Linked DNA regions of Homo sapiens: region 1 is linked to region 2. Evidence: chromatin contacts called from ENCODE Hi-C or POLR2A ChIA-PET data. All regions are on one chromosome and are shown on one strand. Each heading gives the region's core, a stretch centred on a gene start or an enhancer-like site at or near the end of the contact. The rest is flanking DNA. Distances are from core to core; before and after follow the strand shown. Region 1 holds the start of SIRT2 (sirtuin 2). Region 2 holds the start of GMFG (glia maturation factor gamma).

The links. Hi-C counts contacts between places; a loop is a spot of excess contacts on that map. ChIA-PET counts read pairs that join two places held with the same protein, here RNA polymerase II (POLR2A). Pooled maps may share reads with other maps.
Region 1: a loop to region 2 is called in a pooled map, with 4 times the contacts of the local background. The contact joins the promoter of SIRT2 here to the promoter of GMFG in region 2. A Hi-C loop is called at or near these places in 2 of 168 maps with a recorded cell type or tissue (gastrocnemius medialis and naive thymus-derived CD4-positive, alpha-beta T cell), 1 of 37 single-sample maps with no recorded cell type and 13 of 50 pooled maps. POLR2A ChIA-PET finds 5 or more read pairs at or near these places in 2 of 52 experiments (Caco-2 and MCF 10A).

The regions. Positions count from the first base shown.
Region 1 is chr19:38,895,780-38,901,652 of GRCh38, forward strand. SIRT2 (sirtuin 2) reads right to left here and starts at 3,839. Exons shown (of 16, transcript NM_012237.4): 1 at 3,727-3,839; 2 at 2,600-2,646. The coding sequence starts at 3,742. NFKBIB (NFKB inhibitor beta) reads left to right here and starts at 4,190. Exons shown (of 6, transcript NM_002503.5): 1 at 4,190-4,432. The coding sequence starts at 4,254.
Region 2 is chr19:39,331,307-39,337,501 of GRCh38, forward strand. It overlaps GMFG (glia maturation factor gamma), which reads right to left and starts at 4,737. Exons shown (of 7, transcript NM_004877.4): 1 at 4,668-4,737; 2 at 4,129-4,225; 3 at 3,955-4,004; 4 at 1,771-1,820. The coding sequence starts at 4,670.

The DNA.
Region 1 (5,873 bases), core at 2,589-5,088, 440 kb before region 2:
AGAGAGAGAAAGGCTGAGCACGGTGGCTCACGCCTGTAATCCCAACACTTTGGGAGGCTGAGGTGGGTGGATCACGAGGTCAGGAGATCGAGACCATCCTGGCCAACATGATGAAACCCCGTGTCTAATAAAAATACAAAAAATTAGCCAGGCATGGTGGCACGTGTCTGTAGTCCCAGCTATTCAGGAGGCTGAGGCAGGAGAATCGCTTGAACCTGGGAGGTGGAGGTTGCAGTCAGCGAGATCACCCCACTGCACTCCAGCCTGGGTGACAGAGCGAGACTCCGTCTCAAAAAAAAAGAGAGAGAGAAAGAGAGAGTGAGAATGAGAGAGAGAGAGAGACAGAGAGAAAGAGAGATTGGACAACCTCTGCAAAAACCTTGATTATACTCATGTATACTTCAACAACATATAACTTGCGGCACTCACCTTGTAATTGCCCAAGCCCACCCTTATAAAGATAACCACTGTTAGCTAAGCTTAATGGAAATTACTCCAGTTTTCTCTGCATAAAACTAATATTTTTTACAGAAATAGGTCATAGTACAATACAACATCTTGAGTTTTCGGCAGAACAATATGCTACAGACCCACCTAATTTAAAAAATAATTTTTTAAAAAAGAGACGGCATCTTGCTATGTTGCCCAGGCTGGTCTCAAAACTCCTGGGCTCAAGTGATCCCCCTGCCTCCCAAAGTGCTGGGATTACAGGTGTGAGCCACCGTGCCCGGCCTCACCTCGTTTTTCAGAGCAGCTACATAGTATTGGATTGTATGGATGAACCATAGTTCATTTAACCCATCCACTGACAGCCATTTGGACTGTTTCCAGTTTTGCCCTGTGACGGACAATGCTGCATTTTACATCCTCGCCTCTCTCTCTTTGGGACTGAGGATCCTTTTTAACATTCAACCTTTTTCTCTGACAGTGGTCGTGCTTTGGGAGCCAGGCGAGTGAGTTGCCACAGCCTAACAGGAGGCTCTTATATCCTTAGCAAAGCTCCACTGTGCATTTGTGAGGTATTCTGATGCCCGCTTCTGCACCACCCCACGTCTGAAAGGCAATCTCAGGGGTGTGGGTGGGCTGGCACTCTTTCAGGCTGTACACAGTGAGGCTGTGTGGAAGGCCTGTGCCCAGCATGTGTCTGCAGCTTGGCCTAAGGGAGAGCCGGAGGTGCTGACGGGGGCCTTCAAGCTCCTATGAGACTGCCTGTCCACCTCTCCTGGCAGCCTCTGACAGGTGGCGTGCCCAGTGCTGGGGGACTCAAACCCTTCCCTGCTCCTGTAGCCGAGGGACGGGGGATAAGTGACTTAACAACTCTGCCTCAGATTCTGCATCTGTAAAATGGCCGTGATAGGCGTTTCTCTTCACAGGGATGCCAGGAAGATGAAATTGAGATGAGGCACGTTTGGCACTAAACAGTGGGCCCAGCTTTAGTAAGCCGTCAGTAAATGCTAACCACGACTATAACAAGCTGACCACCACCAGCCACCCAATTATGGAACACATCACACCCCTTCATGCCCCCCAGGTCTTTGCACAAGCGATACCTGTTGTGTGGATCACCATTTCTCACCTTGTCTAAGAAAATTCTAAGTCACTCTTCACTTATGCTGTGTCTGTATCTTGGTCTGACAGCTAGACCAGCCTGTGGATTCCTCCAGGGAATGGCCTGGCTAGAATCTTCTTTGACCCAGAAAATTTTCTCTGTGCTCCCACAGTACCCTGAGTTTCTTTACTTTTCTTCCTTTTTTTTTTTTTGAGACCGTGTTTTGCTCTGTCGCCCCGGTTGGGGTGCAGTGGCACAGTCAAGGCACACTACGGCCTTAACCTCCTGGGCTTAAGCAATCCTCCCCCAACTCAGCCTCCTGAGTAGCTGGCAATGCAGGCATGCACCACTACACATGGCTAATTTTTAAATATTTTGTAGAGGTGGGGGCCTCCCTATGTTGCCAAGACTGGTCTGGAACTCCTGGGCTCAAGCGATCCTCCTACCTCAGCCTCCCAAAGTACTGGGATTACAAGCATGAGCCACTGTGTCTGGCCCTGAGTTACTTTCTTTCTTTTTTACTTTTTAGAGAAAGGGTCTTGCTCTTTCACCCCGGCTGGAGTGCAGTGATGCAATCATAGCTCACTGCAGCCTCAAACTCCTGGGCTCAAGCGATCCTCGCGCCTCAGTCTCCTGAGTTATTGGAATTACAGGCATAAGCCACTGCATCTGGCCCCCTGAGTTACTTTCGTCATCACGCTGTGAGATCATTTTTTCCCATCACTTGTCCACGAGATCTGTGCGTTCCAAGACCAAATGGGATACCTGTCTCTTCCAGTCCCAGGACAAATGTGGTTCAGAAGGGATGGCAGGCAGTGGCAAGGAAGAAGGAAAGTTTGGGAGGACAGGCCTGGACTTGAGGCTGGAAACTCTTCTCTGACAATCCCCAGAATCTGCCTTTCCCCAGAAAGCTGCACTGGGTGGTGTGAGGGATTGGGGCAATGAGCCGAGGGCCCTGGGGTGACTGTTTCCCCTTTGCCACCTCCCCCCAGTGTGGGATGTGGAACAAGTCCGTCTCTCTCCTCCCCTCCACCCTTTCCCCCATCTCACCTGAGCCTCCTGCACCTTCCCTGCCTGGGTCTCCAGAGGGTGAGAGGCTGGGGGAGGGGAGCAGAGGTGGTTACAGTGGGGAGAACGATTAAGGGGGGAATAAAGGGGTTCAAATGGTCAGTGAGGGGGCAAGAACACCCACCAACCTAGTTACACTGGGATGGGATGGTGGTAAAAATGGAGCAGAGGGAGGGAGGGGACGGAGAAAAGATCTTATCTACATGCAAAGTGATGCCGGGAGAGGTGATTAGTGAGGGGCAGAGAGGCTGGAGAGGAAGATTTAGGGGGACAGGGAGAAAGTAGGGGCTTTTGCCCAGGCTGGTCTTGAACTCCTGGGCTCAAGCGATCCAACCACCTTGGCCTCCCAAAGTACTGGGATTACAAGCATGAGCCATTGTTTCTGGCCCTGACTTACTTTCTTTCTTTTTTACTTTTTAGAGAAAGGGTCTCGCTCATGTCACCCAGGTTGGAGTGCAATAGTGCGATCATAGCTCACTGCAGCCTCAAATTCCTGGGCTCAAGCGATCCTCCTCCTCCTACCTAGGGGATTCAGGGCATGAAGGAACACTCAGGAGGAGTTAGGAAGGACACGACAGTGTGTGAGTGTGTGTGCGGGGAGGGTTAGATTTACAAGGCAGAGGGAAGTTTAGAAAGGAAAAGAGAAGGGAAGAGACGCTTTGGCTGGGAGGCAGGTTTAGGAGGGAGGTGCAGTGGTGCAGTGGAGGCGGTAGGTTTAGGAGAGGCGCGGAACAAGGGGAAGCCATAGGAGGGGTCAGCAGGGGTCCCTCAGCATCCTCTGGTTGCCTCTAACAATCAGGTACCCATAGCAAGCGGGACCGGGGCAACTTATGTTCTTTGCAGCGAGGGACCTTAGCAACCAAGGTGCGAGAAACACGCGATCATTGGCAACTTGGCAAGTGGATGTGGTAAACGAACCCTGAACACACTGCGACCCAGAAACCCACCAGCCTAGCGATACAGATCGCTAAGCAACAGCCCTCAGAATCCCACTCCCCGAAGCGCTCCCTACTTCCCGCCCCACCGCGGCCACCCTTGGGCCCCGGGGCCTGCAGCATTCAGCCAGGCCCCGGCGCGGCCCGACCCTCCTACCCGGATCCCCGACTCACGGTCTGGCTCTGCCATGGGCGCGGTGCTGAAGCCCTTGAGGCTGTCACCGACCGCTCTGTCCCGTCACCAACCACTGTGTCCCGTCACCGACTGCTCTGTCCTGTCACCGACTGCTCTGTCCCGTGACGGCACCAGAAATGGGAGTGGCCGTGATAGGGCACAGAACTACAACTCTCAGCAGACATTGCGGCCGCAGACGCGCTTTCGTACAACACCCAGAGCGCCCCAGTTAGGTAAGAAAGCGCGCGAGGACCGGACTACGAGTCCCAGAAGGCGTGGCGTCAGCAGCCATGTTGGTAAAGGGCGCCCGGAAAATGTGGGAACGGCTAGAGAGTTGTAGTCCTCCCGAATACTCTGATTGGTCAGGATGCAGTACGAGGGCGGGGTGTGAGCGATTCAGCATATTATCATTGGGTGAATCAGGGGGCGTGGTGGGGAATTTCCCGCAGGGCGGAAGCTCCAGAACTCCCGGCAAAGCCCAGCTACAGGCGGGCGACTGCGGGGGGCCCCTGAGGCGGCGGGGGCCATGGCTGGGGTCGCGTGCTTGGGAAAAGCTGCCGACGCAGATGAATGGTGCGACAGCGGCCTGGGCTCCCTGGGTCCGGACGCAGCGGCCCCCGGAGGACCTGGGTTGGGCGCGGAGTTGGGCCCGGGGCTGTCGTGGGCTCCCCTCGTCTTCGGCTACGTCACTGAGGATGGGGACACGTGAGTGAACCTTAGGCTGCCAAACGGAGCCCTAGGACCCGGCGTCACATTCCTCATTAATCTCTGATCCCTGAGGCTTCCTAACCTCATACTCCTAAATCTGACTTCCGATGCTGAACTTCCTGACCTCTAACCCCCGAGTCCTAACTTTTAACAAAACCAATCTTCTATCTAGCTATGATCCTAACCCAATCATTTCTTACCTTCTTTTCTTGAACTATGATTCTCAGCTCCTGGAATCCACATTGTATCCACTGATACCCAAACCTGACTCCAGTCCTGAGACTTCTGTTAGAACTGTGGCTTCTCCTGACTTCTAACCTCCAAATATGATCTTTGATTCTTAGTTCCCGATTTGAGCCCTAGAGTTTGATTTCCGAAATTAATACTTGGTCCCTGACTCTAAGATCCTGTCTTCTGAGCAGTGTTCTTCAAATCTTAAATTCAAAGAGAGAGAATGTAAGCTCTTCTATGTTGAATTCCTAATTAAAGTAAAAAAATAGGAAAATTAAAAAAAAGAATGTTAGCTCCATGAGACCAAGGATTCATCTGTTAAACAAATATTCTTTACACATTACCACGTTCCAGGCTCCGTTTAGGTGCTAGTGATAAAGGCAGTGAAGAAAACAAACAAAAACTTAAGCCCTTGTGGAGCATACATTTTAGTGGAGCTAAATAAACAGATTGATAAGACCACAAGGAAGGAAAGAAATGGAAAGACAGGAAGAAACAAAGAAAGACACGCAGAAAGAAAGAAACATAGAAAGTAAGAAAAGGAAATAAAGTCAGAGGTAGTTAAGTACTTTGGAGAAAAATAAAGCAGGAAAATGAGGCAATAGATAAACAAGATAAGAGCATTTCAAGGAGAAGGAACTGCAGTTGCAAAGGCCCAGATGAGGGATTGTACTGGGTTTTTTGTCTGTTGTGTTTACTGCTGTATGCCCAGTGATGCAAGCAGGGCCTGATCCAGGAGGCACTGAATATTGATCTCAACCAGCTTTATAGTCTCGTTAATTTTCATTAAATTTCATTAATTAATTTTGGTTTCATTAATTTTTTTTTACTTTCTATTCAATTGGTCTCTGTTCTGACTTTTTTTTTTGAAACGAAGTCTCACTCTGTCGCCCAGGCTGGAGTGCAGTGGCATGATCATGGCTTACTATAGCCACAACCTCCTGGCTCAAGTGATCCTTGCACCTCAGCCTCCTGAGTAGCTGGGACCACAGGCACATGCCACCATGCCTGGCAAATTTTTAAATTTTTTTGTCCCCCTATGTTCTCAAACTCTTTTTTTTTTTTTGAGACAGAGTCTTGTTCTGTCACCCAGGCTGGAGTATAGTGGCACTATCTCTGCTCGCTGAAACCTCTGACTCCTGGGTTTAAGCAGTTCTACTGCCTCAGCCTCCCAAATTTGGGATTACAGGCACGTGCCCCCACACCT
Region 2 (6,195 bases), core at 3,487-5,986:
AAGTCCATTGTCCCATCTGACTTCATACAAAACAGAAATTCAAAGATAAAACTATAAAGAAGGTGACCGTTAACCCCCATGTGTGAGGCCCCCTCCTGGGTGCGGGGCCCTGTGCAATTATCATATGCCCATGAAGCTGGTCCTTGTTGAGTCCTACAGCCTCTAATCCTAGAGACCCAAAATGAATTCAGTCAAGATGAAAAATCTTAGCAGACCAGTTTTCACAGAAATAGTCAAAGAGCTCTTCCACCAAAAAAAGCACCAGGCTCATGTGACTTCGCCCAGGATTCTACCTGATAGTTAAAAGTCGAGTCATTCCTTTAGCAGGGTGCAGTGGCAGTGCCTGTAGTCCCAGTTACTTGGGAGGCTGAGGCAGGAGGATGGCTTGAGCCCAGGAGTTAGAGGCTACAGTGAGCCAGGATCACAGCACTGCCCAATAGCCTGGGTGACACAGTGAGACCCTGTCTCTAAAAATTTTTTTAATAAAATAACAATAATAATAATTAATTTGTTTGCTACCTAAAGTGTTCCCAAACATTGAAAAAGAAGGAAAATTTCTTTTTTTGTTTTTTTGAGACAGGGTCTTGCTCTGTCACCCAGGCTGGAGTACAGGGGTGCTATCTTGGCTCACTTGCAGCCTCAGCTTCCTGAACTCAACTGACCCCCGACATCAGCCTCCCAAGTAGCTGGAACCACAGGCACATGCCACCATGCCTGGCTAATTTTTTTTTTTTTTAATAGAGACAAGGTCCTCCACCAGGCGCGGTGGCTCACGCCTGTAATCCCAGCACTTTGGGAGGCCGAAGCAGGGATCACCTGAGGTTAGGAGTTCGAGACCAGCCTGGCCAACATGTCTCTACTAAAAATACAAAAATTATCCAGACATGGTGGTGGGCCCCTGTAATCCCAGCTACTCAGGAGGCTGAGGCCAGAGAATCGCTTGAACCCAGGAGGCGGAGGTTGCAGTGAGTCAAGATCGCGCCACTGCACTCCAACCTGGGCAACAGAGCGAGACTCTGTCTCTAACAAAAAAAAAAAAAAAATAGAGACAAGGTCTTGCTATGTTGCCCAGGCTAGTCTCGAACTCCTGGCCTCAGGTGATCCTCCCGCCTCAGGCTCCCAAAGGGCTGAGATTACAGGTGGGAGTCATAGTACCTGGCCAAAATTTCATTTTTAAAAAATGATGCCAGCGTAATGTTGAAACAAAAACTCAACAAAGTTTGTACAAAAAAAAAAAAAAGACTCTTAAACCGGTATCATAAATAATCGGTATAAAATTCTGCAATAAAATATTGCTATACAAACAAAAAGTTCTAGAGTATGAACTCTTGGCCTCAAACACAGAGATTCTTTTTTTTTTTTTTTTTTTTGAGATAGAGTCTCGCTGTGTCACCCAGGCTGGAGTGCAGTGGTGTGATCTCAGCTCACTGCAGCCTCTGCCTGCCAGGTTCAAGCGATTCTCGTGCCTCAGCCTCCCAAGTAGCTGGGATTACAGTCACATGCCACCACGCCCAGTTAATTTTTGTATTTTTAGTAGAGACGGGATTTCACCATGTTGGTCAGGCTAGTCTTGAACTCCTGACCTCAAGTGATCCACCCTCCTTGACCTCCCAAAGTGCTGGGATTACAGGGATGAGCCACCTCACTCGGCCAAACACAGAGATTCAAAGTCCATGAATAGGGCTGGAACTCCAGCAGTCCCTTAGCCTATACCTCCAACATCACCCCTCCCCTCATGGCCTGATCCAACCCTTTCTTCCCCCAGGATACCTGGGCTGTCTCTCCGGCAACTCCATTTTGAGCTCCTCTGGGGAAATGTTCTGAGGCAAGAAAACAGAAGAAAAGACAAAGAATGAGGCAGGGCGCAGTGGCTCACACCTGTAATCCCAGCACTTTGGGAGGCCGAGGCAGGCGGATCACAAGGTCAGGAAATCATTCAGACCATCCTGGCTAACAGGGTGAAACCCGTCTCTACTAAAAATACAGAAAATTAGCCAGGCATGGTGGCATGCACCTGTAGTCCCAGCTACTCGAGAGGCTGAGGCAGGAGAATTGCTTGAATCCGGGATGCAGAGGTTGCAGTGAGCCGAGATCGCGCCACTGCACTCCAGCCTGGGAGACAGAGTGAGACTCCATTTCCAACAAAAAAATTAGCCAGGCGTGTTCAGGAGGCTGAGGCAGGAGAATTGCTTGAACCCGGGAGGCGGAGGTTGCAGTGAATCAAGATTGTGCCATAGCACTCCAGCCTGAGCAAAAAAGATCGAAACTCCGTCTCAAAAAAAAAAAAAAAAAAAAGAATGACCACCTTTAGGTGAGCACTTACCATGTGCCAAGGCATCGTTCTATGAAACACACATGGATTAATTCATGCAACTATCCCGTAAGTCTGTGGGGTAGGTCCCATCATTATGCCCACTATACAGCTGAGAAAACTGAGGCCCAGAGGTGTTAAGGCATTTGCCCAAGATTGCACAGATAGAAAGCAGCAGAGTTGAGATTTGAATCTGGGTTCGAATCATAACTGCTTCACTATACTGCCTTTCAGAGGGCCTGAGAGAGCCCCAGCCCCCAGTCTCCATGGATTCCCTTATAAATCCTTATCGCAACACTAGAGAAATAAGCCTTATTATCATTCTTGTTATTGATAAAGACAGTGAGGCCACCAGGGGGGTGAGGTCTACCCCCTTTTTTTTTTTTGTAGAGATGGAGTCTTTTTTTTTTTTTTTTTTTTTTTGAGACAGAGTCTGTCGCCCAGGCTGGAGTGCAGTGGCACGATCTTGGCTCACTGCAAGCTCCGCCTCCGGGGTTCACGCCATTCTCCTGCCTCAGCCTCCCGAGTAGCTGGGACTACAGGCACCCGCCACCACACCCAGCTAATTTTTTGAATTTTTAGTAGAGACGGGGTTTCACCATGTTAGCCAGGATGGTCTCGATCTCCTGACCTTGTGATCCGCCCGCCTCAGCCTCCCAAAGTGCTGAGATTACAGGCGTGAGCCACGGCACCCAGCCGAGATGGGGTCTTGCTTTGTTGCCCAGGTTGGTCTCAAAACTCCCAGCCTCAAGCAACCCTCCCACCTCAGCCTCCTGTGTAGCTGAGATCACAGGTGCACACCACTGTGCTTGGCTAATTTTTGTATTTTTAGTAGAGTTAGGGTGTTACCATGTTGCCCAGGCTGGTCTTAAACTCCTGGGCTCAAGTGATCCTCCTGCCTCAGCCTCCCAAAGCGCTGGGATTACAGGCATGAGCCACCATGCCTGGCTAGCTTTTTAACTTATATGGAAACTCTTTCATTTAAATGCCAATAAAGCATTATTATCATCATTATTAAGATCATCATCACCTTATTGAGCACATACTAAGTGCCAGGCCTTGTTCTAAACCCATTACAAGAATTAAATCACTGGATGTAAAAACAAGCCTATGAGATAAGTACTATTCTCCCCATTTCACAGATGAGGAAATAGAGACACAAACAGGCAAAGTCTCTTGCTGGGGGTCATGAGTGAGCTAGAACTTGATCTCCAGGGTTTTTTGTTTTTTTGTTTTTTGTTTTTGTTTTTGAGACAGAGTCTTGCTCTGTGGTTCAGACTGAAGTGTAGTGGCACAATCTCGGCTCACTACAGCCTCCATCTCCCGGGTTCCAGCGATTCTCCTGCCTCGGCCTCCCAAGTAGCTGTGATTACAGGTGCCCACCACCATGCCTAGCTAACTTTTTATATTTTTAGTACAGATGGGGTTTCACCATGTTTGCCAGGCTGGTCTTGAACTCCCAACCTCAGGTGATCCACCTGCCTCGGCCTCCCAAAGTGCTGGGATTACAGGCATGAGCCACTGTGCTCGGCCAATCTCCAGGTCTTTCTACCCCCATGCCAGGCTCTTCATATCAGTTCCAACCACTTGGTTCTCCCAGTCTCACCCTGTACCTCCCAGTCCCAATCACCCCAGCCCATCACCTGAAATTCTTCCTCCAGCACCACCATCTGCCGGTCTTTGTCCACCTTCACTGGGGAGGGGTGGCACACAGGGATTAGACACTCCCCCTGATCCATGGGGGACACAAGCCCAGCCCTCCCTATCTGCCCTCACCACCGCCCTCCCATCCTTCTGTGGGGGAAGATGTCACTCACTTATGATGGCTGCATTGTCTGTCTCTTTTCGGAAGCGGAATTTCCTCAGCTTTTCTGTTAGCTCTGGGTCTACCTCGCACACCACCAGGGAGTCAGACTGCCGGAGGGACCCAGGAAGAGCTGAAATGGCCTGGCCTCAGCCCTCACCCCTTCCCCAAACCTGTTTCTCCATCCACTAATGAAGAGGAGCATCGCGCCGGCCCATCTGATGCCTTTGTGAACATTGAGAAAAGGCACCCTTCCCACAGAGTAGATACCCCTCACCAGGGCACTCAGCTTGGGGGGCGGAGCAGAGGCTGGGTTCCCGCCTTCTCCACGGGGACTCTTGGGGGACACTCAAGGAGGTGCAGAGATCCACTTCCTGAGCCTAAACCCAGAGCCACTGTCTCTCTGTTCTTCCAGCCGGGCTGTTCACCACAGTTGGGCCCCCTTCCCGGCCCGTGACCTCCATCCCATAGCCTGACCTTCGCCCAGGTGTCCTCCAAGCCCCAGCCCCAACCCCAGCCCCAGCTCTTCCCATAGAACCCCTGGCCCCTGACCATGATTGTTCTGTCCACAGGCCTCTTCTTTTCTTAGTTCCGCTGTCTTCTAGGCGTGGGGACCGGGGCTGTAGGGGGGCGGGCTGTGCAGTAGGAGGAAGGTTTCATCCAACACCACATCCTGTTTATGCCCTTTCTGGGACAACTGTCACAGAGGGCTCCTCCCCCTCCTTCCTTCCCCTCATCTGCCAGGACCTGTCAGGAAATCGCTCAGACCAGGGTTCCAAAGCTTCCTTGCTGTGTGACCCTAGCTAAGTAACTTCACCCCTCTGATTTGAGATTGTGGTGAGGATATAAATAGCTTCACATCGGCCGGGCATGGTGGCTCACACCTGTAATGCCAGCACTTTGGGAGGCCGAGGCGGGCGGATCACCTGAGGTCAGGAGTTGGAGACCAGCCTGACCAACATGGCAAAACCCCATCTCTACTAAAAATACAAAATATTAGCCTGGCATGGTGGTGCACGCCTGTGATCCCAGCTACTCGGGAGTCTGAGGCACAAGAATTGCTTGAATCCGAGCAGCAGAGGTTGCAGTGAGCCAAGATCACATCATTGCACTCTATCCCAGGCAATAAAAATACAAATAAATAAAAATAAATAAATAAATAGCTTCACATAGCTGCCAGCATGGCAGACACAATAGGTACTAAAAACGAACTATTTTGCTCCTCCCCTCCTCCAGGTGGCCTTCCTAGATTTACCCCCATCTGGGATATTTGAATTGCAGGGCTGGAAAAGGGGAGTTTAGTCTTTTGCTGGTCAGACTGACGCCCATTATGTCAATGGCAAAATGGGGACCAGAGGGGCAACCCCACAGTGCCTGGGTAATGGTGACTTTTTTCCTGCACTTTTCCAACCTCACTAGCCTTGCAATGACCTATGAGGCCCTACAACAAGGGAGTTCAATCCCGTCAGACCGGTACCCAATTTTTTTTTTTTGAGACAGGGTCTCACTCTGTCGCCCAGGCTGGAGTGCAGTGGTGCGATCTCAGCTCACTGCAACCTCCGCCTCCCAGGTTCAAGCCATTCTCCGGCCTCAGCCTCCCAAGTAGCTGGGACTACAGGCACGTGCCACTACGCCCGGCTAATTTTTGTATTTTTAGTAGAGATGGGGTTTCACCATGTTGGCCATGTTGGTCTCGAACTCCTGACCTCAAATGATCCACCTGCCTCAGCCTCCGAAAGTGCTGGGATTCCAGGTGTGAGCCACTGTGAGCCACCATGCCCGGCTATTTTTTTTATTGAGTATTTTTGCACTGCCCCCTTTTCCCATCCCGAAATAAAATTCCTAGATAATATAACCTACTTACACACATAAATTCAAAAAAAAATCAATATAATGTCCTGACTGTCATATAAAGAAGAAATAAAAGGAATGTAGTTCACACAAAAACCATATGTATTTCAGTGAGAAGATAAAAGCAAACAAAAGACAATTTCCACAGGGTCCTAGGCCAACTGTGACTGGCCCACTTCCCTCCATGGTGGGCAAACCCCGGACCCTACACTGGACTCTACCCCTTCAC